7 separate regions of the Mus musculus genome follow, and all the other regions are linked to region 1. The links are chromatin loops, found by intact Hi-C in ENCODE. Cell type or tissue: left cerebral cortex. All regions are shown on one strand. Region 1 overlaps Gm34304 (predicted gene, 34304). Region 2 has its middle 60 kb from the start of Gm34523. Region 3 has its middle 74 kb from the start of Gm34523. Region 4 has its middle 49 kb from the start of Prkd1. Region 5 has its middle 37 kb from the start of Gm34581. Region 6 holds the start of G2e3 (G2/M-phase specific E3 ubiquitin ligase). Region 7 has its middle 34 kb from the start of Gm34745.

Region 1 (4,000 bases):
TAATTAGTCCTGTAAGTTTTATCGACCCAGGTAGGCTACTGGGAATACCCATAATGCAGATTTTGTTTGGTTGTGTCCCTGGAGCCAGACCCACGCAAGAGAAAAATCTAGATTTTTGCACAGTCCTGTATTGTCAAGAAACGCATGCGGTTTGCGGGAGAATTTGGAGCTCCGCTCGGCAGGACTTTTCGCTTTTAAGTCTTGTTGGATCGCTTGGATCCAATGGGGAGATGGGGAGAACCACCCTACCTTCCCACTCACTTTAATTTAAGCTTTGGGCAGGGATACTCTAAAGGAGGCTAGGGCGGCTGGAAGAAGAATTTCCTAATGTGCGCTACATTCCCTTAGCGGACATTGCTGCCACCGCCGCAGCCTCTATGGTGATCCAGGCCAGACATTCAGCCTTCCCCATCTCACTTCAAAGTTTTATCTGCCCGAAGTTGCCTATAAAAATGTTTAAGCTAGCAGGACGAGAAAGGAGCAGAATGATTGAATTCTTTTTAAAAAATAAGTGTAGCTAGTACCCGAACTTCCGATGAGTTTTATCTCTTCGGTTCCCCTGGTTTCTTCCTTCCCTCTCTTCCTATTTTTTCTTAGATGTCTCACCTTTCCTTCCCTTTTCCTCTCTCTCTCTCTCTCTTTTCTAGTCTATGTCTACCAACTTTTCTCCAAGAATAAGATGAAGAGAGCGGAGGTGATGCCGAGACAGACCCTTTCCCCCCACTTTCCTGCCTCCTAGTCTCAGATGCTCCACGCGGGATTTGGACGCCCTCTGAGGGTTCTTCCTCTTCTTCTGACTCAATAGCAGTTCAATTAGGAACCATTAAACTATTTTCCTGGTGTATGTCTAAATTATTTTAAGGTAGTTAAATATGTATTTTAAAAATCACAAACACTAGATGGCTGTCCGGTGGCCTAAGGCCTGAGGGTTCTAAGCCCACTCCACCACTCTACCGCAAGGCCCTAAGAACTCAAATCCTCAGATTTTTTTTCCTTTTTTGGTTTATGCAAAGCTAGCTCTTCCACTCTTCACTCCGAGGTCTATCATCCCTCTCCTGCATTATATTAACAGCGTGCTAGCCTTCCTCTACGTGGGTAGGCTGCTAATGGGAACCACTTAATGCAACTGAAATGCTCATCTGTGGAGATTTTCCCAAGCAATGTTGGCTTTTTTTTCTTTTCTTTTCTTGTTTTCTTTTCAAGGCATGGTCACCACTCCCTCACTTCTCCTCTTTTCTTAATATGGGGTCTGGAAAGGGGGTACAACAACTTTTAGTGAGTGGGATGCTCCCTCCCCTTTCTGCTGCTTTTCAGTTATCCCCGGGGATAAACTGGACAGCTTTGCTTCTCTCTAAAGAGTAGGACTATCCTAAGTCTAGCTAAAGCTCTTGGTTGCCTCTAGCAGCAAATCCTAGTCCATCTATTCTCCAGTGCCACCTTTCCTTCCCCCGGGAAGTTTGTCCGGGGAAGTCAGGATGGCTCTCACTGAGACTCTATAGTGTTCTTCAGTGCAGTCCTCTGAAGAAAATGCCACAAGAAATTGCCACAGAGATGCTCTGTGCTTTGCATGGTCTCATGTGTAGGGTATGTTTCTTTAGTTGGAAGAACTTTTTAGGGTCTACTTTTGGGGGCTTGTTGGTATCCCTTGCCAAGAAGGGATGCACCCCCCCACCCCCCAAGAGAGTGATCATCTTATAAAGCTTTATACACTTTCATATAATTCTGGCCAAAAAGTCATGATTCATCGATCCAGTTTCCTAGGAGAAGATCATCAGCAAAAAGCCAAGTTAAATCAGATGTGTAATAAATGTTATACAGTGGGTTTAGTGATGGTTTGTGATTCACAGATGAAGTGTTCCTGCCACCTAAAAGTTGGTGACATGCAGACTCAAGATCTTCTGGCATTACCATTCTTCCTCTTAGGAAGTTACTTCACCTTTGTAGTGTTTTTTTCTTTAACAAAACATTACTGTAGTTGTTAATATACAAAGTGCCAAATATCTTCTGTTTGTACAAACTCCCAAGAAATGACACCCCAAATCATTTCCAAACCCTATGTTTTTTTTTTAAAAAAAGGTTGGAAGTGAAATTTCATTCAAATAGCAGCAGTGCCATCTAGTGACCATAGGGATGAGTATTGATGAAAGTAAGAGTGTTGGCTGTTTTTAAGATTCCTGAGGCACAGTGGGCTTTTCTAATACAGTGTGATTGTCTTACCAGGAGAACTCTATAATATCAAATTTTACACCATGAACACAGATAAATTAAACTATGTTTTTCCATGTCAGGTTTTCCTCCAAGGTAGCTTTGCTGTATTACATTGATTTTACAAATTATCAGCAAGAATTGATAATGAGAGTTATAAACATATACATAATTAAAATAGAAACAAATAGACATTTTGGTATTTCTTCTGAGGCATTGGTTACTCACTTAAGACTGCTCTTTAGTTAGTATCAGGAACACACTAAATTTTCTATCTTTTTTTTTTTTTTAAATAACCACATCTGTGCTTTCTCTATGTCACCATTGCTCAAAATGTTTTGAAATTCAAAGTAACAGAATTCATATGCTTGAACGGACTCCACTTTTTCTTTTTGTAGAGAAGATTATAAATGGACTTTGTGGGCACAGGTGCAGTCTTAGCAATGACAGACTAGAGAGTCCAAGAATTTTCAGAATAAAACCACTTTAGCATTTGCTTGGCATTTAATATGTTGGACTGAGGTAGTAGAAGAATTCATCTCATTCCTGTGACTTTGTATGCTGGCCATATGTATAGGTGTGGTTTGTGCACGTAGTTGCTAAAGTGTGTTTTTAGTTTCCTATCAGCAAGGCAGCTGAGGGCCCTTGGAATACAAGGACCCATGCTTTAGGGTTAGTTTTGTTGACTGCACTTTACTTTTGCTTATAGTTCCCTTGATTTTCCTGTGCAATGTGCCTGCAAGCTAGCACAGGAACTAAACTGATAGTCTGACATATGATAACTGGAATGCTGGTCAGCATCTGGTTGAGCTTGAGCTAGCCACGATGCTTTTCCTGACCTTTGTTTTTTTATACACAAAATGAAAAGGATGAACCTTTTTTTATGAACCTTTTTTTATGATTTCATACAGCTCAGAAGGCCTATGAATCTGCAAAGCATGAACTCTCATCGCAAGATACTGTTACTTGCAACCACTCTTTCCCTGAGAAGGGGACATGGAGATTCAGTATCAGTTCTGAATTGATCTAACAGGCAGTTCACCAGTAATAAAAATTGTTAAGCTCTTCTTTTTCCCCTAGTATTTCATCATATTCTTCTTTTCTCATTTTTGCTTTTGTTTTTAACAGAAAACAAAACAACAAAACCAAAAAACTTTTACTTTTTTCAGTCAGCCTTTCACTAACTCATTGGCATGCACTCCGCTCTGTTTTGCTGTCCATCCAGAAAAATCATGTGAGGACGTGATTAGACTGAACACAAAGCCATAATGCTGAGGCAGCTGTATTTGAGGTCTAACATGTTCTCATATCCTTACTGTAATTATAAATTAAGATTAATAATTTTAGGTACCAGATCCAAAGTAGTCTGGCTGCAAACAGCCTACATCTCTCCTGGCTTCTGTGGTACTTTGAGAATATTCCTTCAGCAGCTGATAGTAAGATTTTCCCAGCTTCCATACAACTAGGAATGTTATTGCACAGATTTAACAAGGAAAGGAGTGTTTATAGAAGGCACACAACACTCAGAATGTACATATTCTCAGCCTCATGCAGGCTGCATACACACACACACACAGACAGACAGACACACACAGAGACACACACACAGACACACAAACATAGACCCCCACCACCACACACACACACGGAGTATAATTTCCATCTGCCAAGAGTTAATAGAAGGTATAGGGTTCATTTTGAGGCAAATTTGGAGTCTTTCAAAGGTTTCGTTCTCAGGTGCCATTCTGTTCTCTCAATATCTTTCTGTTCCTCTAAACCTTGGAATGGCAATTAA
Region 2 (4,000 bases), 910 kb before region 1:
TGAGTATGTGGTATGCATGAATGCACATGTGTATACACACACACACCACACACCACACACACACACACACACACACACACACACACACACACAGAGAGAGAGAGAGAGAGAGAGAGAGAGAGAGAGAGAGAGAGATTAATATTCTACTCTTAAAAAAGTAACACAGGAAAAGCAATCCAAACTCAGTCATATTGGTTACTATTTTCTTTGGCTAATTTCAACATTCTGTGTCTATTATTTTATGAAGAAGTCTTGTCACTTGTGTCTCCTGACTAAATCTTGGAAAAAATAGTTTTCAAAATTCAACCTGTGTTTTGAAACTATAGTCATATACTTTAAACTTCAAACAAAAAAGAAGTTTTAGTTTTACATTTTAAGAAGTAGATATCAAGGCCGGGCATGGTGGCACACGCCTTTAATCCCAGCATTTGGGAGGCAGAGGCAGGCGGATTTCTGAGTTCAAGCCTGGTCTACAAAGTGAGTTCCAGGACAGGCAGACCTATACAGAAAAATCCTGTCTCGTAAAACCAAAAAAAAAAAAAAAAGCAAACAAACAAAAAAACTAAGTGAGGTAACCCAATCACAAAAGAAGTCACTTGATATGCACTCATTGATAAGTGGATATTAGCCCAGAAACCTAGAATACCCAAGATACAACTTCCATAACACAAAAAAATCAAGAAGGAAGACCAAATCATGGATACTTCATTCCTCCCTAGAATAGGGAATAAAATATCCATGGAAGGAGTTGCAAAGACAAAGTCCGGAGCTAAGAGGAAAGGATGGACCATCCAGAGACTACCCCACCTGGGGATCCATCCCATAATCAGCTACCAAATGCAGACACTATTGCATACGCCAGCAAGATTTTGCTGAAAGGACCCTGATATAGCTGTCTCCTGTGAGGCTTTGCCAGTGCCTGGCAAATACAGAAGTGGATGCTCACAGTCATCTATATGATGGAACAGAGGGCCCCCAATGTAGGAGCTAGAGAAAGTACCCAAGCACTGAAGGGTTTTGCAACCTTATAGGTGGAACAACAATATGAACTAACCAGTACCCCCAGAGCTTGTGTCTCTAGCTGCATATGTAGCAGAAGATGGCCTAGTCGGCCATCATTGGGAAGAGAGGCTGCTTGGTCTTGCAAACTTTATATGCCTCAGTACAGGGGAATGGCAGGGCCAAGAAGTGGGAGTGAGTAGGTAGAGGAGCAGGGCTGGAGGGGGGGGTATAGGGGACTTTTGGGATAGCATTTGAAATGTATATGAAGAAAATATCTAATAAAAAAATTAAAAATAAAAGAGATAGATATCAGATTTCTTTGACTGTCTTTGTCACCATCTGACTTCTGAATGCATATTTGTTTAAATCCTTTGACAAAGTTTTATGTTAGCTACTGGGTCTCTCTCTCTCTCTCTCTCTCTCTCTCTCTCACACACACACACACACACACACACACACACACACAGTCAATCTTTGAATTTCAGGCAAATCCTTTAACTGTTTTCTTTTAAAGTGTACATTAGAACAGTTACTTCCATGAACTCCAAAGTTATGACAGAAATTATATAATCTAAACTGTGAAGGAATGATTACTGCAAACTCCTTGTATCTGATGTCTTTAACTATCATTTTGAGAAATATAGCTCTGTAGCCAAGGAAGTTCTCAAGAAAAGTCTGAAAACCATATCCTTCGATATCTCTGGCTGACAGTCATCTGTACCAAAGCAGAGAAAGAGCAGAGTACAAGAAGAACTCTGTGGCTTTTCTTTCCTTGGTCAGCAAAAGAAAGGATGATGCCACCAGTTTCTGTGCCTAAGTTTTAAGATGACATACACCTTATTAAAAACAAAATAAGTTAAATTTACCAGACAAGATAAAGTCTACCTTTTCCCTTGCTGAAATTGATGTAGTATGGATATATAAAATTATCCCTAAAAAAATAAGACCACAATAAATAGAGAAAAGGCAGCTGCATTCTTGGATATTGTCACAAGAGGGCATTTATGGATTAACTCATTGCATTTTTTTCTGTATTTGAGAACACTAGAAAACATTTCTAACATGTACAGTCTAAGAATAATTAAGAAAAATTATCAGAGGGATGTCTCTAAATTTTATAACAGAATTTGTACCATTTCTGCTTTAGGAAATTGGCTTAGTTTTCAGAAATTTCTGTCAAACGAAGAGTTGTACATATTTATAGATTTTAGATGTCAGCAGCTCAATATCCCCAAATATTGAGACCCTAAAAATAGCATTATCTAAATCATGCACCCACAATTTGTTTCTTGTGTTTGCTTATATTCTATTATACAACAGATATATAAAAGAAGTCATATTACAACTAGTAAAAGGTTATTGCATATTAAAACACAGTTCTATCTTTGTGTGGAAAAACAAGGTAATTAATATTCCTAAGTATTTTGAAAGCAGGTGCCATTTAGACAACACAAGCACAAACATCATAACAAATAATGAAAGGCTCGGTCATATTAGGAAGGAGGTAAAGTAAACTGGTAGAGAGAAAGTAATTTGGCACACAAGGAGGAAAATAGAAACCATTACTTAACAGTTTTACTTGAAGCAGGTAACCCTGAATTTCCTAATAGATTCATCTTCACTATGCCAGCTCTCAAGTGGCCTTGGGCCTGCGGTAGATAGTCAGGGAGCATTGTAGATGAATATAGAAAAGCGTCTCATATCAAGGGTAAATTTAGAGATGTCAGGACAAGAGAGAATTTTCAGAGATTGTTAATTACGTAACTTTCTTGTTGCAGTGATTTCTGTTAAATTTTCAGATTCCACGGGTAACTTTGTCCAGTCACTTGAGATTTTCAAGTAATGGCAAAGCTGGTACAAGGTGAGCAAAGCATCAGGAGAGTCAAGGTGGCACTGTTTCCGTGTTTATCTGCAAGAACAAAGCAGGTGAAGATATAGGCAGCTATCCTAAGGACTCCTGGAATCCATCCAGGTTAACAGAATGAGACCCTACACATAAGGAAGGAGCCCCATACCATTTACCCAACTTATCTAATAGTGTGCAAAGTTCTCTTCTTAATGGATCAAACAAGCAGAAACCAGCTATCAGAATGTTTAGTAAACATTAGATAATCATTTTATATAATTTCAGTCAAATGTACAGAAAGGAAGCATTTTAGATAACCTGCCATCTTATTAGGGAAAAGCACACAATTTCCTTTAGGCATTTCAATATAATCAAAACATCCTTCAGATTTGTTCTCATACTTACGTGGCAGCCTCAGCTTTCACAAGCCATTGCTATCATGCAATACCATAGAAGACAGTGAGAGAAGATGAGCCATCAAAACTGTTGAGTTTAAAAGTCCTGGATCCAGAGCTCAACTCCAATACATACTAAAAGAAAAAAAAAAAAGGTTTTCTTATCTATAAAATTAAAATGACGTTATTTGCATCAGTGAACTATTCTAGGTAGCAAATTTTAGCATGTATAATTTCCCTGATGAATAAAAGGTAGTCCACAAACTTCGGAGTTTATATTTAAAGGACCATAGACTTTAACATCCTCGTTGGAAATGTTAAGACTGTGGTAGCTACAGAGATGATCACAAAGTACAATACACGCCTTTTGCATTTTCATACATACTTGCAATCAGTTTGAACATGAGGACACTTCTGACTAATTAGAGGTGGTTGGAGTGATAGATGTCATTTTCAGGCCCAGACAATTAAAAGCTACAAGCTATCCTCATCAGTACCACCTCCTACCACGCTGCTCTTGAAACCTGGTACTGAGACAGTGGCACCTCATTATAACAAGGCCTTTCTCAGCTGAACTGTCTCAGCACACCATAATGCACTGGAATCAGAGCAGACCAGTATTTGATCCATGTGAAACCTAAAGTACAGGGAGTGATCACTGATCAGTAGGGGTTAAATTATTACTGCAGCATAATGCAGTTTAGCTAACTAAGGTCATGATTTTTACCCCGCCCCCCAAAACCGTATTTCATGAATA
Region 3 (4,000 bases), 920 kb before region 1:
GATAGAAAAAGTGTGAAGCACTTATGTCCGTGACCAGATCAAGTGATAAGAGGACTGGCTTCCTTTGCTCTCCAATTAATTTTCTTCTTTTCAAAACAGTCTTAGCTTTCACGAAGCCCATGAGGATGCTAAGACATAGTCCCAGTGAAGTACAACAACCAAAGAAGCCTTGTTGCAGAGGTTGCAGCTGGACGTTGGATGTGTACTACAGACAGGAGCCCTTGAGTGTAGAGGTAGGGGATGCTTCAGAGAGTCACTAAATAGTGAATATTGACCAATAAAGAGGCAGTGGTTGTCGGAATTTTGTCAAGACTACAACTGAATCAGATCTAATATGATTTTCGAAGCAGTTGTTTCTGTATTAAATTAGTTACAACCCTAACTCCTTTTAAAAACAAAACATGGTCATTGTCAGTGTAATAGCCGCACTGAACTGACAGAAGCTGGGGTCTTCTGTATTCACATTTTAATTACCTCTCATCATTAGGAGTTTATTATTACCATCTCTTATCTTGTGATCTTAATTGGCTGCCTTCACAGGGGACACCAAGAAGCCAAAGCAGAAGCACTGGCAGCCTCCCAAAGAGGTGGCCAGATCAGTGGCACCTTACATTGATAGTGTCTGAAGTCAAGTATCATCAGGCTTCTTATGTTAGACTCGACTTGACATGGTTGCTTCTTCCAATGCTTGAATGTGGGCATGAGGCTGATTCAGTGGCTTCAAAATTACCCTGAGAGGCAGGGGCTTTTCATCCTTTTCATTATGGTTTTAGAAAGAGATATGACCTGTTATTATTCATTATGGCTCTTTTGGATTCTGGGGTGCGGTGGGGGCCGTTATTTTCCAAATCTGTATTCATTGACATTTGCAAATCTCCAGCATTGGTTGTAGTTATTTTGATACTTGCAACTCAAAAGTGTGAGTTGTAGAGTTCCTTTAAATTAAGTTTATATTAGCTACATTGAGCCTAAATAAACAATGGTAACCCAGTTTCCAAGATACTTGCTGTAATGTTGGAAATAATGACAATTTTTTGAGGCAAGAAAAAAAAAGATAGAGAAAGCTTAAGATGTAAACCTTCTACCTTGTCTATGGGAAAGAAAAAGACAGACAGGATTCCTTTATCTCTTTTTGCAAAAGGAAAATAAGTGAGTTTCAAATTTTAAACACTGGGGTTCACTTCCTAGAATTTCAGGTGAAACATACCACCCTACTCAGGTATTTACACATCAACTTCTGGGTCTGTCTTAAGGCATTCATAGAAAAAGCTAAGTCACACATAATCTAGAATTGAGTGATCATCAAAATTGAAAAAGAAAGACAATTTTTAAAAGATTACAGATATAAATGGTTTAGTTTAAGATTTTAATGATTAGTCTTCATATTTTCATTTCATGGCTAAAAGTACTATATTATCTGAATTTTTAATATACTCCTGACATTCCTTTAAAGATATTACAACCATCCATGGTGATCTTTCAACCTAAGGGAGGCCATCTACAATATTAAAGAGTGAACCATGTAAATGATTAGACTCTTAGGAGTAAAATGTTTTATCCGATTAATTGAACTAATATACACATTGAAGTCTTCAGGCTGAGCTGTCAGCCTGCTTTGTTTTCTTCCAAGAGTTTTATCAGAACACTAATATGCATGCTTTCTTTCTGACATGCTCTACAGCAATGCTGGAGAACAGGTCACTATATAAACAGGGCTTTGTATTCCACTTTTGTTTTGTTATAAATTTAAGTATAGGTAAATGTTATGAAAACAAACAACACAAGTGATAAGCCTACTCCACCTATGGAATTCCTGAACCAGAATGTAATGTCAATATCACTTCCTGTGATCATGAATATTCAAGTATAATTTCTAATCTGTAGGGAGGGTTTCAGATTTTAGAATGTATCTCATCAAACGTAATAACTGATCATATCCCTTCTACAAAACAGCTGAATTCTCAGTGAAAAGAAGCTTGACAAAATGGTGAACAATCCAGAGCACTGATTTACTATGAGACAGATAAATACAATCCAAGCTGTACAAGGACATGAAGACCTCATTTAAAAAAAAAAAAAATCTTGCCTTCTGTCTACTACCAGTTACAGCCTCTTGGAGGCCCCGCTTCTGTTGCTGGACCAGGCATTTTTTAGCCTCTGGAAGAGGAATGGTTCTCTTCTTATCCTCATTTGTGCTTACCTGATGGCTTTTCTCAGTAAAGACACGAAAATTTGCTCTATTTCTAAACTGTTTCACTGTACTGAAACAGGACTATGAAAATACAGCTGTTTTCCATATACTGGTAACAAAAAATGCAATGAAATATTATTTTAAGGAAGAGTTATCAAAACCGGGGTGCCAATCACTCTGAGGAGCAGAGTAAAAATTATTTGCACTTCAATATTTATATTTATTACAAGAAAAAAGTTTCTTTTTGTAGAAAGAAGGTGCAGAAAAGGGCACAGTATTAGCTAAATATTGTACCTTAGAACATCAGTCATTTCCCTCTCAATAGTACGGAAAGGGTCTAATTTATAAGTTTTTCCATCTCCCTGTTATGCTGGCTTGTAAGTTCTGACACTGCTACTGGTATGTTAATGAGAAGCTAGCGTTCCATTAAGAGAAAACCATATGCTCTGCTGCCTACTGTGAAAGAGAAAGCATGTAATGTGGCTGTTGCCTTAGCAACACATTAATTCATTTTGTCAGTGTTGGCACAGATCATTTCATTTATAAGAAAACAAGTATAATAGTTTACCACATCTATAATATTTACAGTGTTTCTGTTACAAAACAGTGACAAAATGAGTTTAAAAAATAGAGTTGGTATAATATCATTAAAATATGGAATTTGTGGTAAAAATTTCCCTGTAAAAATGGAAAAAAAAATGAAGATTGGTGTAAAATTTCTTTTCACAATCCTACTTAAAACATTTTAACACCAAACTGTTTGCTTTTTAGCATATTTGTATTATACTAATAATGTGCGTCTGCTGCAAAAAAAAAATTAGCCCATGAAAAACACAAGTGCATTAACAGTTTCTAATGAATGTTAAACAAAATATTTCATACAACAGTTTTGTTAAATTACAACCATTATAAACCTAATCGTATGCTAGCGTGTTACTCATAACAAGGCTAAACATTTATCCAGTTTTATCTGTTCTCCCAGATGTTTATTAGTATTCTAGCGCTCCTAAAATATTTAAATTAAACCACCCTATTTTCTCATGTGAATGCATTTTGGGTTTTATTCATAAAAGATGTAGTCACATGTATATCTAAATAAATATAGTACACTGTATATGCTTTATGCACAAGTGATACTTAATGTGAATTGAGATAATCCGAAGGCATGATAAAGGAGGGAAGTGATTAGAGGGAAGATAAGTCCTGTTTATTCCAGCCTGCACCTGCAGCCGAGTATCAGTTCTACCCATCCTCGGGTTATTGCACACCTGTAAACACACATTCTTAACAGCCAACACTCTGCATCTGGGATGCTCACCTACCTTTTCTTAACCAATAAAAGGGAACCATGAAGAAGATAGCGAGCAACTATCATTTGCTAGTTTATGTAGTGATTTGAGTTTTATGTCATTTGAAAGGGAGCATTTAAGCATTTACATGAGTTATACAAATTGGTACAAACCAGTATAGGGCTGGCCATCTAAGTAATGAATGGCCAATTATACTTGCAACACTATAAAACACCTTCCTAAAATATCAGTGTTTCGTGGGTTCATGCAAAGCTTCATAAACCAAATATGGGTGTTTTGATTTCTACGCCCTATTATTGCATCAAAGCTCTAAGTTTGGATGGGATTCTTTCTAATTAGAACCCAAGACCCAAGAGTACTTTAAAGAGTCTCCTATACAGACCTGCAATGTGATCTCTCCAAAAAAACTCTTAAGAAAATAAAATTTATGATTAGCTTTGATGAAAATGACATATTATCTCTGCTTTGATAGGAATAAAATACTTTGAATGGCTACATC
Region 4 (4,000 bases), 1.3 Mb before region 1:
CATCTCTCTAGCCCCAATACATTTACTGTTTGTTATGTTAAAGATTTACTGTTATTTTTATTTATGCTATGAGTGTTTGTATATGTGTTTGCCATGTATATGTGTACATTCTCTCCCATGAGAAAAGAGCATTGGATCCCCTGGAGCTGGAGTGTGGGCTGTCCTGAGTTGCTCAGTGTGGGTCCCCTGGAAAAGCAGAAAGTGCCCTTAGCCACTACTGAGCATCTCTATATGTATACATGTGCTCTTGTACATGTGTGCTCTCTCACGCGCGCGCACGTGCGCGCGCATGCACACACACACACACACACACACAGAGAGAGAGAGAGAGAGAGAGAGAGAGACTCTCTTATGTACTTTGGGTAGTATTAAATGACTTTTTTTAGACTTTTGATTCCTTCCTCTTTCAATCACATTAATTGTGTACATGCTTCAAATTTATCATCTGAAGTTCCTGTGGTTGAATTTTGATCTTTGTTCCTTCAGTAGATAATCCTTAGTGAAATAATTTCTCCTGTCCAGACCCCAGGTCCAGTTAATAATGTTCCTCCCACTGGCTTTGCAGCTAGATAGGTTGTTCCCTCTCTGCACATTCCCTGAACCAACAATTTTATTTCCCTTAGCCCAGTTTTGTAGCATTGTGTGTGAAGTGAAAGTTTGATGATCTTACTCCCCAACGCAGTCAGCTCCCAAGCCTGGAACTGCCACCTTCATTTAATTTCCAGAATTGACTAATGCCTTCCCATGCCTCACCTCCTGACCAGCTGTCAGGGTGCAGCGCTGTTTCCTAATCCAGTCTCTTTTCTCCTTCCTTCTAGCTCCTGTGGACTGGATGTATTTCTTTCTGAGTCTGGCTGTGCATTTTAAACACTGCTCCCCGTGCTTTCCCCCCAGTACTTCCAGATGTTTATGGCGGAAGGATTTTCTGTGTCTCTGGTCTGTCTGTCTGCTCAACACAAAAGTCCCACTGTTTTGTCACTTAGCACTGGAGCCCTCTGTGCCACTTGTCCTTCTCACTGTCCCAGTATCCCTGGAAATAACAGCTGCCCCTGTGTTCTCCCTCCTGTGCTGAAGTATGCTAATTGAAGGCTGAAATGTGTGGAAAGTGATCTCCTTGTTTGAATTTCCAAGTTGAAGTGGATACTCCTAGTGCACAATGTCAAGGACACTTCTAGCACATAGTTTTATACTTTAAAAAAAAAAAAACTTTGTCTTTATTCACATGACAGTGGCTCAAGGACATTCCTGGTTCAATTTCAAATCCAATGTTTATTTTACAATTTCGTTAGAGGTAATGTGAGGTCATGGAAGTAGCAGCAACTGGTGTGAAGTGACCTGAAATGGACATTGCACACTACAATGGGACCTCAGTGAAGCCACTCTCCCTGGTGCTGCTGCCATTCCATGTGAGACTAGCAAGCTGTGAGGGTGTCAGTGGAAATCTGCAACTCATAACTCCTTTGTTATCTTCATCTACCTACCAGCTGGAAGCATTGCACTCTGTTTTTAAATCTGTAAAACACTAATTTAAAAGCCATTCATAAAAATGGAATTAAATGGCAACTCAGTGAGGTGTTTGTTGTTTGTCTTTTTGCAACTCAGGAAAGAGGAGTCCTTACATAGGTTACATTAAAAAAAACTAGGCAAGAAAGTGGGCTAATGGGATTGCAATATGGGTCTATTAATTGTCCTTGTAGGTTTGCAGGTTACAGGAAATGAGCTATCTGACCCAGCACATAGTTGGAGGAATTAAATATAGTTCCCAAAGCTTGTAACTAAAGACCTAACCATGGCATCTAAATTCTTACAGTTTTTCACCATTTCAGAACACTCTCCATATCTTGTCTCCTCTCATTTTAACACCTGACCTTTGTCAAACAATCCAATGAAGCCCAGAAATGCTCAACAGAAGTCACTAAAGAAACTGAGAATCCTGGCTTCCCCATGAGCCAAGACCTAATTGCAAGAATTCTCTCTCTCTCTCTCTCTCTCTCTCTCTCTCACACACACACACACACACACACACACACACACACACACACACACACACACAGAGCTCTCCTCCTAGTGAGAATTCAGGTAAGGACAGCTGTTGCTCTTCCCGCCCCCCACCCCCCTTGGCCTTGTAGAACCTTTAACATTTCAAAGGTGAGTCACTCTTTCCTTTTTTCTTTTCAGATTTAGCTAGGTCCATTTTGTGCCTGTGATTAATGAGGTCATTTTTTTCTTTAATTTGCTTTAATAGCACTAAATGACCTCAAAGCCTGTGGTACACTTTCCTCGACTAGCACAAGCAGCAGTTTTTTAGCCTCTCTCTAGAGGACTGGAGTTGTTCCTAGGGAAATGTACCTCCCACAGACTTCCAGTAGATGGCAGGTACAGTACTTCCAACCTCTCACGATGTGAAAAAACATCCAATCGCTCATCACATAAAAATAGATTGTTACTGTGTTTTAATCTCAAGTGCAATGGAAGGGAGGGAGGAAAACTCCTGTTTATGGATCTAGCATTATATTATCATATAAGTATCTGCTTATTTTTGTCTTCTACTAAAAATACAAATGCAACAAATGAAAATATATCTTTATCAGGGAATGCCTGTAATTCCAGATTGCAAATTAAGCACTTAAATGTTGAATAATATAATCACCATGTTATAGGTGTTAATTAAAGTGCTTGGTGAACAAAGATACATTTAGCAATTTTTAAATATAAATTTTGGAGGATGAGAAACTATTGTTTTATGACAATTAGACAGTTCTAATCTGCTTCCATTTACATTTTACTTATTCTCCTTTTAAGCCAGACTCATGGATGGCGGGAGTACAAATGTAGATGTGTACATGCGGAGATAGACATCCCAACCATCCCTTCACTTTCCATGAATAATTAATCTCATGATGATTTCTCCCACTTACTATAGATATGAATTTCTTTTCAGTATATTCAGAAGGAAGTTTCTGTCTGTAAGCTAAGGTAAGAAAGAAGGAAGCTGACCTCGGGTAGATAAAAGCATTAGGATGATTTTCCTTGAAACAGGAAAAAGTTTGTTCTGAAGAGGGCCACTGTAAAAGCTGAAAAAATACTGTATCACCCATTTATATACAAGCTTTCATTAAAAGTACATGCATATTAGCACATCTAAAATAGTCAGGGCTTTCAGACATGCCAGGCTCATGCAGTGAATCCATCCATTCACCCCTTCATCTCTTATTCATCGATTATACACTTAATAATAAATATAACCATTTTTTGAGAAGAAGCCAATCAACTTAGCTTACAGTTTAAGAGAAGGACAGACAAAATGTAAAGAAAGTAGTCAACTATATAATGTTATGTTGGGGAAGTTCAAAGATCCCGAAAAGTTCCAGAGCTACTATTTTGATGGTGTTTCAGTCATATTCATCTTGTGTGTGAGCAACTTATGTGTGACATAAGTATGATGGACTCATGAAGTCATGGTATATGGTTTAAAAACAGGGACATGCTAATTACCCTCTTTTGTTCATTACAGGTTGTATTTTGGGGGTTTGTTTGTTTGTTTGAGACATGTTCTCTCTAGTTAGCACTGGTTGTCTTGGAACTCACTTTTTGTAGTCTAGGCTGTAAATGTTTGCCTTGTATGTGCAAGGAGTAAAGGCGTGTGCTACCACACCTGGCAAAGTCGAAAAGCTTACAACACCAAATTATAACCCAATTAGTTAAGTGTCAGTTTGAAAAACAATTAGCAATCCTTAAAATTAAAAAAAAGTTAAGAGACACTTAGTTCATTTAAAGCAGAATTGTAATCTTTCTTGTTTCTTTGGTATCTGTCAGAAGTTATTCTAAAATCTCAGAATATTGCCTCAAATCCATTCTGAAGTAATCTACTTTGGGGGCTCTCTGTGCTTCTTGTAGATGAAAGCAAAGCAAGACAGATTGAGCATGAAAAAATAGCTCCCATACAAATGCCAGCGATATAGCAGATCTCCTCAGGTGCTAGACTAGAGCAGGGCTCAGT
Region 5 (4,000 bases), 1.6 Mb before region 1:
GTGCTGCCCCCATAGAACTCTCCTGAGAGCTTTTGTGTCACCCTCAGCAGCTCACCTCAAAGTGGCATCTGTGTCGTGACATTTAGACTCTGCCACTTTGCCATAGTACCTGGCTTTTTATGTGGGTGTAGGAATCTGAACTCAGGCCCTCATGCTTTCATAGAAAGCACCTGATCAGCTGAGTCTTGTCTGTAGTCTCTGATGTCTGTAGTCTTGATGTCTGTAGTCTTGTCTGTAGTCTCTGATCAGCTGAGTCTTGTCTGTAGTTTCTCTATGTGCATTTTAAGAGGTTAGTAAGGCTTAGTTTTTAGAAAGTATGAATGAGAATTCAGAGGGCAAGAAATGCTCTGTGCAAAATATTCCTTTACAAGAAATGCCAGAAAGATGGAGTGGACTAAAACATGGGACATGTCAGAGAACAAGTAGGAGAGCTCAGATGGAGTTGGAGTAGGGTCTAGTATAGAATCTATAAGCACACACACGTAGAAATGATATAAACAAGATAGAGAGAATCAATAGATGTGCTTGTGGGTTTTTATAGGTGAGTTGCATAAGAGCAAAGTGTCTGAAAGACTAGCCATGTTTCTTTTTTTTTTTTTATATATGAATGGGTATAAGAGTTGAATTAGAAGCCAAAGGAACTTTACAATCCTGGTATAAAGCAATCAGGACTTAAACATATTTTCTACTGGCTGAATATGTAGAAAAAGATTGGAGGAGGGTTATATACATATAAACCTAATGAGTCCATGTAGCTCAGCATCATTGAAATCTCAGTGTCCTGGTGCTTCTGATAGCCATGGACAGATCTGGCATGGGCGAAGTTCAGAGGTGAGAATCACGAACACAGGGTTTGTTACCCTAACATATATGGCTACAACCAACAACCATTTTGCTGAATGTGTCATGGGGTTGGAAAATGGTTAGAAAAACACTGGAGACATGGATGATTTGGCTTTGTTGTTGAAGAAGGGGTAACCTGTGAACCACTCATGCCATTGCTGTCAAAATCACCACCATCACAAAGCCTGGATAGTCCAAAGGATGGGTAGGTAAAAGTATTTATAAAGTTAAACATATAAAAATCAAATGCAGATGAAGTTCATGTTAAAAAAGCAAAACACGAAGGATGGAAAACAATGGAGCATTTGACAAATAGAAACAAACAAGTGGTAAGAAATTCAGTTAAGAGCCATGGCGAAGTGATGATTTCCAGGAGGGTAAAGAGGATTTACCAGAGTGAAGTTCCTTACAGGCTAAGTGGTGAATGACTGGAGACACGGACTGCCAGAACGGTTGGATCTTAGAGAACTTCTAGTGTCAGAGCCTTCAGAAGTCAGGCAAAGAAGCACTACCCAGCCCTGGCACACAGTTCCTGGGCTCTAGTAGAAAGACTGGCTCTAATCTGCACATTTAGACAATAGCATATGGGCTTGGTGAATTTACTGCATTGGGATAAAACAGGGAAAAAGAAATTTACTGGAAGGAGGGGTGTCGAAAGGTTTAAGTGAAGTACTAATATTCTTACAATAGGAGTCATACATATAGGTAAAGAAAGAGAATCAATACGGTGAAAGGGTCAGTGGGTCCAGGGTTTTAGAAGGTCTGAAGAGAAAAGGGATAGTGTAGGCTAAGAGACAGGAGGTGGTGATCCACAGACACACTGAAAGGCTATTTTCTTTTCCTTTATCCACCCACTAACCAGTGCCTAATATAGCACTTTTAAAAATACTGTTTGTGTAAGTGCAACATGCTAATTTATTAATTGAGGAGAAGAATGGTGTTTCGGGGACTCGGGCAGCAATAAGGGGAGGAACACAGAGGCAGACCTAGGGTCTAACCGGTGATACAAACCCTGGGCGCTGAAAGGAATTCAGAAGCTTCACTTTTGGACGCTGCAAAGAAGATGGCTGCTGTTTTAGTCAATTTTAAAGATAATGATTTTTTTTTAAAGCTGTCTGACTCCTTTATACCTTCTATCCAAATTGAAGTAATAGGCCAGACATTCAGATCAAACTGTCCCTCCAGGAGAAAGAGACTTGCCAAGGAAACCTTGGCCAGATGGGAGCTGTAGAAAGAGGCTCAGAACTGAGAGCGGGTTTGCTTGCCCAGTCAGTTTGGATTTAAACCAGGTGCCCCCAGGCTAGAAGGCCGGAGTTTTGCCAGCGAAGAGCAGGGATGTAAGCGGCTATTGTGTGAAAACAAGCTAGGTTGCGTGGTTGCGGGGAATATGGTCCAAGGATCATACGTGCATCTGTTTGCTAATGCTCTTGAGTAGCTATTCCATACGATGTGCGCCTTTGTTTCCTGGTTTCCCGAGGCGTGAACACGGCCACATCTTCACCAAAGCACTAGGTGGCAGCACAGGACATCTATTCAACTGTCTCTCGCCACAGGCTGCTGGAATTTTGACAGATACAAAACGGTACCTGTGGTTTTGTGTATAAAACTGGTATAACTGTTTGTACATTTAAAAACCGTAACAATAAATTAAACATAAGGGAAAGGGTTTGCTAATAAATACAGTGTTAGACTGCATTTTTGTATACCAGGTGACAAGCTTGGGCATTCAAACCTGATTTGCGTAGGGGATGGGCAGGATGGGAAACAGGTTGAAGGAACTGCAAAATGTACATGCTGGGTGGCTGCAGCTCCCTTCAGGGCTGTTGTTGATCTGTCCATATGTCTGTGTGCACTACACAGAGGTGAAAACTTAGGGAAGTGAGGGGAATGGGATGTCTGGACGTCTGGATGCAGTGATTCTAGGAAGAACACACTCTGTGATTCCAAGCTCATGTTTTGTGGAAGGTGAAAGTGTGAGCATATTATGTTTGTTTTACTTAAAGAGATGCACGTCGTACTCTTTCACATTCTTACCTGGTATTTAGAATATTTGGAAAGTAGGCTCCTTAAGCTTACGTACATCCTAGTAGATAGGGCTAGACTCAATGCATGCTGCCGTATTTGTCTGTAGGTTGGCTATACATTATTTTGATCAGAACAAGCTGCTGCTTGAGACACTAAGCTTGATCCAGCAAGGGTGGACCATTTGATATGCTACCAAGACAGAAAGCTCAAACATTTCAAAAAGCCATGTACCATCTGTAACTGAGCAACTCAAAGTCAAAAGCCTATTATAATGGTAATGGTCAAGGCAAAATATTTTTATTCATTCTCCTATTCAATAAATGTTTGTCTTTTATTATTTGCCAATCACATAATACTGAAAAATGAAAAAGATAAAAATGGAAAACAAAATGAATACTCAAATACCACGCAACATCTCCTCTACTACAAAGACAATAATGAGAGTTCCAAGCCGTCACTCTGGTGTCATAGAGTCCACAGACATTTCTACTACTTAGTTCTCACGCTAATTCTATGCTTTGGCTTTTTTTCTACAGGCTAAGAACTGAAGTTGACAAATAATTGGTAATGTGCTTACGGTTGTTATGAGCATGCCAAGGGGATGTGAGCTTTAAATTCTTCCCATGATGCTATGCAACTGCACATTTCTGAACAAGGGGGTGACTCTGAGTGTAACTGTGCTCGCTGTCAACCTGGATGACGGGAACTCAATCCCTGGAACTCATATGGTCAAAGACCTGAACCTGGTTTCTGACTACCACACATGTATGGCCGTACAGACCCCCCTCCATAAATAAACTAATGCAGTAAAGAAAATGCTCTATATTGTATTCTGTTCTTGACTTGTATCTGACGACATGTAAGTCTCAAAAATCTAGGTTAAAAACATTTGAATTCAAGCTCTGTGTGATTATTTAGTAAATAAAGTTTAGAAATCTAGCACTCCACTAACTTTGGAATAAGAAAGTGCTAAGAAAGGAAAAAAAAATCTTCCTTGGTTTGTTTTTGCTTAATTGCTTGTTTACAAATAAAACAACTGGTCTTTTTAAACAGCATTCTTTTTTTTTTTTTTTTCTAAATGTGGATTACAATTTTTTTTCTGGTGAAGGAAAGTATCTTGTTTATTGACTTT
Region 6 (4,000 bases), 2.0 Mb before region 1:
GTTAAGAAAATGGAAAGATGTGCAATGAAAAAACATTTGCTGAATGTATCTGACAAAGGATTTACATTTGGGATGCATAAAGAAAGAACATAACTCAGAGCTGGGCATGGTAGCGCACACACTTAATCCCAGCACTTGGGAGGCTACAGAGTGCTCGTATACATTAAATAAATAATAATTATAATTAAAAAAAAAAGACATTGTGCCGGGTGGTGGTGGCGCACGCCTTTAATCCCAGCACTCGGGAGGCAGAGGCAGGCGGATTTCTGAGTTCGAGGCCAGCCTGGTCTACAGCGTGAGTTCCAGGACAGCCAGGGCTACACAGTGAAACCCTGTCTCGAAAAACTGAAAAGAAAAAAAGAAAAAAGGGGGAAAAAAAAGGAAATGCATGCTATAGTTACATCATGGTTAGTAGCTATATTTTTGGCATCTTGTTCTCATACATGTAATAGTTCCTAGAATTCCCACAATAATCACACAAGGAAGTCTTTATCCCCATTACCTAAGAGACTTTAATCAGAGAGGCTAAACAGCTTCCCTAGTCAAGGTCACACAGCTATGAGGTCCTAGGGATGGGAATTCTAAGCAAGAAGTCTGGTTCTAGTTGTATGTCTTTAACTAATATATTACCAGGTTGTTCTAGGAAGTCCATGTTTTGAAACCTCTGGTAGACTAGTCTAACTTTTCAGTTAAAAGGCATTATCCAAGTCCATCCTCTAGAAAGTTAAAATCTCTGATGTTTGAGTACAGGCCATCAGCTTGGGAGCCCTTATAGGAAGGAGTATGCATACAATGAAGTGTGACATTTACTGATGTGGGTAAACAACAACAAAACACAACCAACCAAACAAACAAACAAAAGGCACATTAGGATACAGAAAATCTACAACAGGTTACTTGCTGGTACCATTTAGGAAGCTAGCAGATCTGACTGCACTGTTTGAGAAAGGCCAGCCAATAGCTTTGTGGCAGACTCATTGAAAACACTTTCAATGATCTTCCTTTTTAATTTTTTTCCTACTTGAATATCGAAAACAGCATTCATTAGCAGGCATGAAAGAGGATGAAGAAATGGTCTTACTTCGGATGTTACTAAGTACCACTTTAAAATGTTTAAGCATTTTTAACGACACCGTCACCCAGTTGGTAAAACCTTAAAAGGATGTTACCTTTTTTCTACAAAACACACAAGCAACCTGTCAGTTTTTAATAAGGCAAAGTATATAACTTGTTTCAAAAGAAAGTTTATGTTTACCGTGTACATCTCAGCTATTCAAAAAAGTGTGGCTTTTTGTCGGGGTTTGTGAGAGTCCAGTTCATCATAAAAGATGAACAACAAAAACAACAAAAAAACAAACAAGCAAAAACGCCCGAAGAAAACTCAATTCCTGAGGCACTGAGTCCCTCTAAAATAACTCGATAATAACAATCACCAAATGAATGAAGAGGGTGAAAAGCGGGGACGGGACGGAACGGGTGGGGGTTGGGGGTGACACTAGACCCTATCCCCATTGTTAGCAAACTTAACATCTGTGAGCCACCGCTGCTACTGTAGCCAGTTTAAATGAGCAATAGGGCTCGGATTTTTGCGGTACACAAGAAGTGTCAAGGTGTGAAAGAAAAATACCCCGGTTTTAAACACAAAGGATACTCGGATTTCAGCTTAAATCCCCTCGAGGCATTTCAAGGCTGTCATTTCTCTGCGGTGAGGGACCGGTCTCAAGAGCAACTGGGAGCCACAACGGGCACCCCTCCGTGAAGCCCTCCCCCCTTCCCTCTTTAATTAATAAAGAGCAGCTCGGGGCTCGACAGCGGCAGGGCGCGGACGTCCAGCGCGTGGAGAAGCCCCCTACCGCTCACACCTACCCGGCCGCCCGTGACACCTCCGTCTGTCCCCGGGCACGTCTTCACCAGGCGCGGGGCACAAGTCCCAGGCTCGCCGCGTTACCGCTCACGTCGACCGCAGCGCTGCCGTACGCCCAACCCGCTCAGCCCCATCCAACGGCTCGCACAATTCAAATTCGTCGTCCACTTCCGTTTGCGACCCGGAACCCACGGCTGCTCGGCCCCTCCCCGGGGAAGTGGACGCAGGGAGGCTGCGTCTGCGCCTTGGCTTTCGGGGTGGGGGTGGGAATGAAGTTCGGGCGTGCGCGCAGGGGTGGCTGCGCGGACCCGGCCAGGAAAACAACTCCCGGTCCTGCACGTCCGCGGAGGCGTGCGGAGCGCACCAGTCACCCCCCAACAGGCCACACGCTGGGAGGAGGCTTGCCCATGCTAATGAGAAGGCGCGCGAAGGCGAATTCTCCCGGCCCTCTCCCGCAAGGAATTCTTTTGCATCACACTTCCCTATTGTCCTAAAAGTTCCTCGCTTGGCTCTGGGAGGTCGGTTTTCTTCAGCGAGGGCCAGAATGAAAATTTTAATCCCAGAGATGTCTGGAGTTTCTGAAAGGATTACATTTGAGGGGGTTTAAGAGACTTCCACAAGCATTTAGATCTTTTAGGCAGATATCTGAAAGATCAGAACTGTAAGCATTAGAGCTAGGATTAATAGCGGGTCAACTAACACCTGATAGAACGGATTCGCACTTGATTTATCCTAGCGGCGCTTCCTCAGCGCCTTTCAAAACACAACTTGAAAGATTTGCTGGATTTCTAGAATCTAGATACCTAACACGAAGGTAGATTGTAATTTTTAACCGATGTAACGTTTTTTAACAGTGGGAAATGATGTTTAACAATAAAGTATGACTCCTCAGCTATTGGATTTTGTATGCTGATACTGAAAGCGTTCAAAGATAAGATTTTGAAATACTAAGAAGCCAACTTTAGAAGGACTATGTAATGCCCTTCTCTTGAAGTATGTATGTGTGTGCCTGTGGCAATACAAAGTTTCAGGATGGGAGAGCAAACTGTACTAATTAATCAAATCTGGCAGTGTGATTGGTAAATAGGGAGGGCAAAAGGGGGAGGAATTTTTTTTAACGTTATAAACAGCTGAATATTCAGATTAAGACTATTTGATACTGCCAAATTTGTGTTAGGAATGGAATATATTCTAAATACAGAAACAGGCAGGGTAAATGAATGTGTGAATGTATCTTAGTTGGCTAGGTTGTTTACATTCGTTCAACAGTAATTGAAGGTCTGGAGACAAGGACCAGCAGCAAAGAGCAGTGGCTGCGTTTCCATTGGTCCTGGATTCAATTACAGCACCCACATGATGGTTCACAACCTGGAACTTGAGTTTCAGGGAATCCGGTCTCCTCAGGTACTGAGCACACAAGATGTGCATACACGCAGGCAAAATACCCGAACACATAAAATAAAATAAAAACAAAAATTAAGAATGATGTAGTCGCAGGGCAGTGGTGGCACATGCCTTTAATCCCAGCGCTTGGGAGGCAGAGGCAGGCGGATTTCTGAGTTCGAGGCCAGCCTGGTCTACAGAGTGAGTTCCAGTACAGCCAGGGCTATACAGAGAAACCGTGTCTCGAAAAAGCAAAACAAACAGGAAAAGAGAATGATATAGCCACATATTTTGCCCTTCTTTTGTTTTACTACTTAATTTTCCACATTAATATTATGTACCTGTTAAATATATATTGAAGGCAGAAACTAAATAAATGTTCCTATGTATTTTACAATCCGTTGCACTTTCTCTCCAGTAAGTTTTATCTTTCTCGGGAACTGAAAGTCTCAAGCTGACCTTCAAAAAAAGTTAAATATTCTGGGGTAGGCAGTGTAGTTCAGTTGATATAGTCAAGAGGTCTTGATTGGTTCATTGTCTCTTCCTGTTAAAGAATTGAAAGGCAGGAAAAATCCTGAGTATAACTGTCAGCATCACAAAAATCTCAATACCAGAGGCAGCATCAGCTACAGAAGGCAGTTCCTGGGATTGAGTAAACACACACAGTCCTACAGCAGACACATGGGGGGGGGGGGGGTTAATTAGCCCACAACTGTGGTGTAACCGGTCCTGATCTTGCCTTGAACCAGTTCT
Region 7 (4,000 bases), 1.8 Mb before region 1:
AGACAGGGGTTGGAGGCACTCATGCTAGAGACACATCACTTAAACTCTATCATCCTCTTTTATAGTAAGCTTCACTTCAGAGAGTCTTGTGCAGTTCCAACAATCTTGACATTTGGGACAGTGTCCAATAATGAGAAGAGAATTTTTTATCCACAAGCACTGTTGAGCTTGTCAGGGCCATTGTGTGCATCATAGGATGCCCAGGAGCCTCCATCCAATCAGATGCTGAAAGCATCATCCAAACTGAGCATAGCTCCAAGTATTTCCAAATGTCTTCTGGGGAAGAGGAAACTTTGACCTTGGCCAAGAGTCAATGCTATCCTAAGGAAGAAGGGAGACAGAGAAACAGCAATACAGACATTTGCCTTTCCTCCATGACAAAGCCAGCCTGAAGTAAGATACAAGAGGAAAGGAACAGCAGACGTAAAAGGAAGGAACACTGAGCCTCCTTTCTTCTGGATCCTCGGAATCTTTGTGTCTGATCTGCACTCTTATCTTTCCACCAGCTTTTTCTTTTTCTTAAATCTTTTGAATCCATTACCCCTATTAAAAGCAAGCCTACAAATAAGATCTATCTTTCCCCTCCATGTTAGTTAATAGCAAGTTGCAGAAGTGAATTTGCAGCCAAGTTTTAAAACAAGCAAGGAATCCATGGCTGTATATTAAAATTTCATCTGGTTTTGTTTGGTCTTGCTTGCCCTGACTGGTACAGCTACCATCTATGTGGTAATTTATGGCCCAGGTAGCCTTTATGGTTATAGACATTTAAACAAAGACGATGAGATTTTGTATTAAGGTGGCAGAAAACTTTAAAATGATGTGACTCACATGTTGAGCAAATATTGACTTAAAGTTTACCATGTTCCAAACACACTTGCAGAGGCTTGAAATGTACCAGGGACTAAAACAGGCAGAGCTTCCCTCCGCAAAAGAGACTAGCTCATTGACTTTTGAGTCTAGTGACATCCAGTAGCAATGCTGTGTCTGTAGACCTCGAAGTCCTTGTCATTTCTTTCCCCATTCATTCTCTTTCCAATTTTCTCTCTTCTTCAGACTTCTTGCTCCTAATATGCCAGCCCATAGAACAGAAACTCAAGAGAGAGTTGGCTACAACTTTCTGCACACACTCCCTCATTTTCTTTGTTGCTTTAAGATTCTCAAGACGAAAAAGCATTATCCCGCCTTGATAAAAAATCGAATGCTTCCTTGCTCCTAGGTGACAAGCGTTCTCTTTACACTCCAGGCTCTGGGTGTGAACCATACAACCATATCTTTCCCCTTCCCACATTTGTTACACAACCCCAAGTCTCTTAAATGTCCTCCATTTTAGTACTCCATGGCCACGTGCAAAAACTTAGAGCAACACACAGCCTTGATTAGCAAGCCCAGCTCAGGGAATAGAATTTTAGATGTGTTGACACACTGGTCTCCAGGAAAAGCACACACTCTATGTTCTTAGAACAGTACATTATCTCTGATTCAAATCTCACCCATTTCTCCATATCTTGGATATCAAATGTAAGAGAGGACTTGAAAAAGAAAAAGATAATTATGTAATAGGACTGCCATTACTTGTTTGTGAGAACAGGGCCTGGGGATTCCTCACTGGCATGCAAAGTGATTATGAACTATGGTTGAGAAGAAGCTGAAGGAGACATATTTGGATGCCAGGGGTGGAAGGAGACGAGGAACAACACAGGTGTTTAATTTTATTCTGTTTTGCAGTTTCTGGGTTTTCATTTTGCCATTTATTTTCTGACAATATTTATTTATCATAGTCTCTAACCTAACATGGGTAAAATTTTCCCATTTTGAACTCCTACAGAAAGCCTCCACTCACAGTGCCTCTGGCACACTAAATGTGAAGGGCTGCTAGCTGAGTTGGGGAAAACTTATAACACTAAATATATGATATAACATTAAATATAGCTCTGTAAGTCAGTTAGAAAACGTCATTTGTTCTTATATTGTGACCGTCTAGTAATTAAGCCTTGTTGTCATTCAAAAAATCATTGAACTTGGTCTATGGATGGGTAAGGTGTGGGGTTGTAGTATTTTTGGCAAATTTTAATTAAGGGAAAGCACGTTTAGACAGTCAATAAATGTGGGAAATGTGAATCTTTCTGAGCTGTTTTCAGACGTGACTCATCTAGTCTTTCTTCTGTTTTTAAGAAGTCAGGCTTCACTAGCTCTTAGCAGAGATGCTAAGTGGTCCAGGCACATGATAGACCATTGTGAGTAGAGAGGGGATAAAGGGTTGTGCCCCCTGTGGGGAGGGGGCAAGTCAGATTTTCAAGCTAAACAGAAATTTGCTGCAGTAATTACCCTTTATCATTAATGACAGGCAATTGCCATAGCAACTGGCTGCCACCTGTCTCTCACATACCAGCTCTATCTGCTCTGAAGCAAAACAAGAGATACTACAAAGTCAATTGTGGAACCACAAGCCTGAAGAATGAAGAAAAAGCTATGTTGATATTAATAACTTAGCTAGAGGCATGCACGGTTCATTGCAAAGTATTAAACAACAACAAAACAGAACCTGGTATGTTAAAAAAAAATGAACAGAGCCAAAGTGAGGGAGGGCCATGGTGAGAGAAAGAGGTTTAGAGTTGGAGAGCACGGTTTGAATCTAAGCTTCTCTGCCGATGGGTTGAGTGGCTCTGGGTAAATGATGTAAACTTGCATAAGCATCAAAGGGTCAAACTCAGAGACTTTTCGGGAGAATTCCAATGAGATAATAATGTCTGTAAAGCAGTCATCCCTAGCTGAGCTCGCTGTCAGTGGCAGCTGTAGCACATGCCAAGGGCGGTGCATGCTGATGCTGACAGCACATAGGATCACTGCTCAGGGGATCCAGGCCCCTCTAAGCTCTCCCCTGCACTTTGTATGTATGTAGGCACAGGCACAGAGTCATCAGACAGCTTGAGTCTATCATCTTGCCGTTCTCCACAGTAGCAATGCATTCTCAGTATCACAGTTCAGCAGGTCATTTAGTCTTCTTAATGACACGATACAGACAAACCTCAGTGACAGCTAAAATTAGTTTTCCTTTGAGTCTCTTTGATTATGTCTCTAACCCTTTGAGCACTCCTTTTACCCCCTAAGTCCTGGTATTGTACAGGGGCCAATTAGAGATGTTAACCATCCTACCCACAGTACCAGCATTCTTTGGCATTGGGGTGGTGAAGATGTACTAATTTTGACCCATCTGCTAAAGAAAGTCCCTAATAACTTGACCATATATGTATGCATGTATACACACACACACACACACACACACACACACACACACACACACATACACACACACATTTATATGTTAATAAGAGCACTAAAGCTGGGTTAACATTGAACCACATTGTCAGTGTGCAGTTTAAAATTCATATACATTTCTCCAAAGTTAATCATTGTCTGATTTCCCTCTAGTCATAGTCAGCCTAGGCCCACATGCCCCTTGGCACGCCCTTTCTGCTGACCAGCACATTTGAGTCTTTTAGTCTGTCTTCTCTTAGCTTGTGGATCTCCGGCTTTCTGTCTAACTTTAGTATTTAGGGGTTCGGGCCTCATCCTCATTCTTTGAATGCTGTGGCAGCCCACTAGCTGGTCTCTGTTATTTGTGCGCTATACTTCCTCAGCACGACTTTATAGGATGCTAACGTAATCACGTTGCAGTCCTTAAAAAGGAATGTTCAGTGCATATTCTAACTATGCTGGTAAGCCTCCACCATCTACTTCTGTTCCTCTTCCAGTCACATGGGCCATTGCTGTGGCTTTCCCTGGGGGATACCAGCCCACATCATGCCAGTCCATTCTTGACTTTGCTCAGGCTTGCTTCTAGCAAAGTACCTTCGTGGTTTTTTTTTTTTTTTTTTGTCTGTTTCGAGACAGGGTTTCTCTGTGTAGCCCTGGCTGTCTTGGAACTCACTTTGTAGACCAGGCTGGCCTCGAACTCAGAAATCCGCCTGCCTCTGCCTTCCGGGTGCTGGGATTAAAGGTG

Evidence for each region. Hi-C counts contacts between places; a loop is a spot of excess contacts. Peaks named below come from ENCODE experiments on the same cell type or tissue, not always from the same donor. Only the 100,000 strongest peaks of a DNase experiment are listed, where the experiment ranks them.
Region 2: it touches region 1 in a loop (3-fold over the local background); 6 of 42 quality-filtered maps call a loop at or near these places.
Region 3: it touches region 1 in a loop (4-fold over the local background); 13 of 42 quality-filtered maps call a loop at or near these places.
Region 4: a loop joins it to region 1, with 6 times the contacts of the local background. A loop is called at or near these places in 6 of 42 quality-filtered maps.
Region 5: it touches region 1 in a loop (8-fold over the local background); 15 of 42 quality-filtered maps call a loop at or near these places.
Region 6: it touches region 1 in a loop (6-fold over the local background); 4 of 42 quality-filtered maps call a loop at or near these places.
Region 7: a loop joins it to region 1, with 10 times the contacts of the local background. A loop is called at or near these places in 14 of 42 quality-filtered maps.

The regions. Positions count from the first base shown.
Region 1 is chr12:49,370,461-49,374,460 of GRCm38, reverse strand. The region is part of intron 1 of Gm34304 (predicted gene, 34304); the gene reads left to right. Among named protein-coding and RNA genes, the nearest start is that of Gm34304, 9.4 kb to the left of the region's middle. In left cerebral cortex, a CTCF peak has its summit at 2,118 (motif pointing left); no DNase peak of the experiment used is centred here; H3K4me3 peaks cover 662 bases; H3K27ac peaks cover 1,688 bases.
Region 2 is chr12:50,279,834-50,283,833 of GRCm38, reverse strand. No RefSeq gene overlaps it. Among named protein-coding and RNA genes, the nearest start is that of Gm34523, 60 kb to the right of the region's middle. In left cerebral cortex, a CTCF peak has its summit at 1,983 (motif pointing right); a DNase peak (open chromatin) is centred at 1,987.
Region 3 is chr12:50,294,398-50,298,397 of GRCm38, reverse strand. No RefSeq gene overlaps it. Among named protein-coding and RNA genes, the nearest start is that of Gm34523, 74 kb to the right of the region's middle. In left cerebral cortex, a CTCF peak has its summit at 2,114; a DNase peak (open chromatin) is centred at 2,632.
Region 4 is chr12:50,696,049-50,700,048 of GRCm38, reverse strand. No RefSeq gene overlaps it. Among named protein-coding and RNA genes, the nearest start is that of Prkd1, 49 kb to the right of the region's middle. In left cerebral cortex, a CTCF peak has its summit at 2,364 (motif pointing right); DNase peaks (open chromatin) are centred at 948, 1,349 and 2,366.
Region 5 is chr12:50,942,170-50,946,169 of GRCm38, reverse strand. No RefSeq gene overlaps it. Among named protein-coding and RNA genes, the nearest start is that of Gm34581, 37 kb to the left of the region's middle. In left cerebral cortex, a CTCF peak has its summit at 2,352 (motif pointing right); DNase peaks (open chromatin) are centred at 1,403, 1,828 and 2,340; H3K4me3 peaks cover 846 bases; H3K27ac peaks cover 974 bases.
Region 6 is chr12:51,346,311-51,350,310 of GRCm38, reverse strand. G2e3 (G2/M-phase specific E3 ubiquitin ligase) reads right to left here and starts at 2,081. Exons shown (of 15, transcript NM_001015099.2): 1 at 1,867-2,081. In left cerebral cortex, no CTCF peak of the experiment used is centred here; a DNase peak (open chromatin) is centred at 2,098; H3K4me3 peaks cover 2,477 bases; H3K27ac peaks cover 1,473 bases.
Region 7 is chr12:51,189,254-51,193,253 of GRCm38, reverse strand. No RefSeq gene overlaps it. Among named protein-coding and RNA genes, the nearest start is that of Gm34745, 34 kb to the right of the region's middle. In left cerebral cortex, no CTCF peak of the experiment used is centred here; DNase peaks (open chromatin) are centred at 1,876 and 2,209; H3K27ac peaks cover 1,198 bases.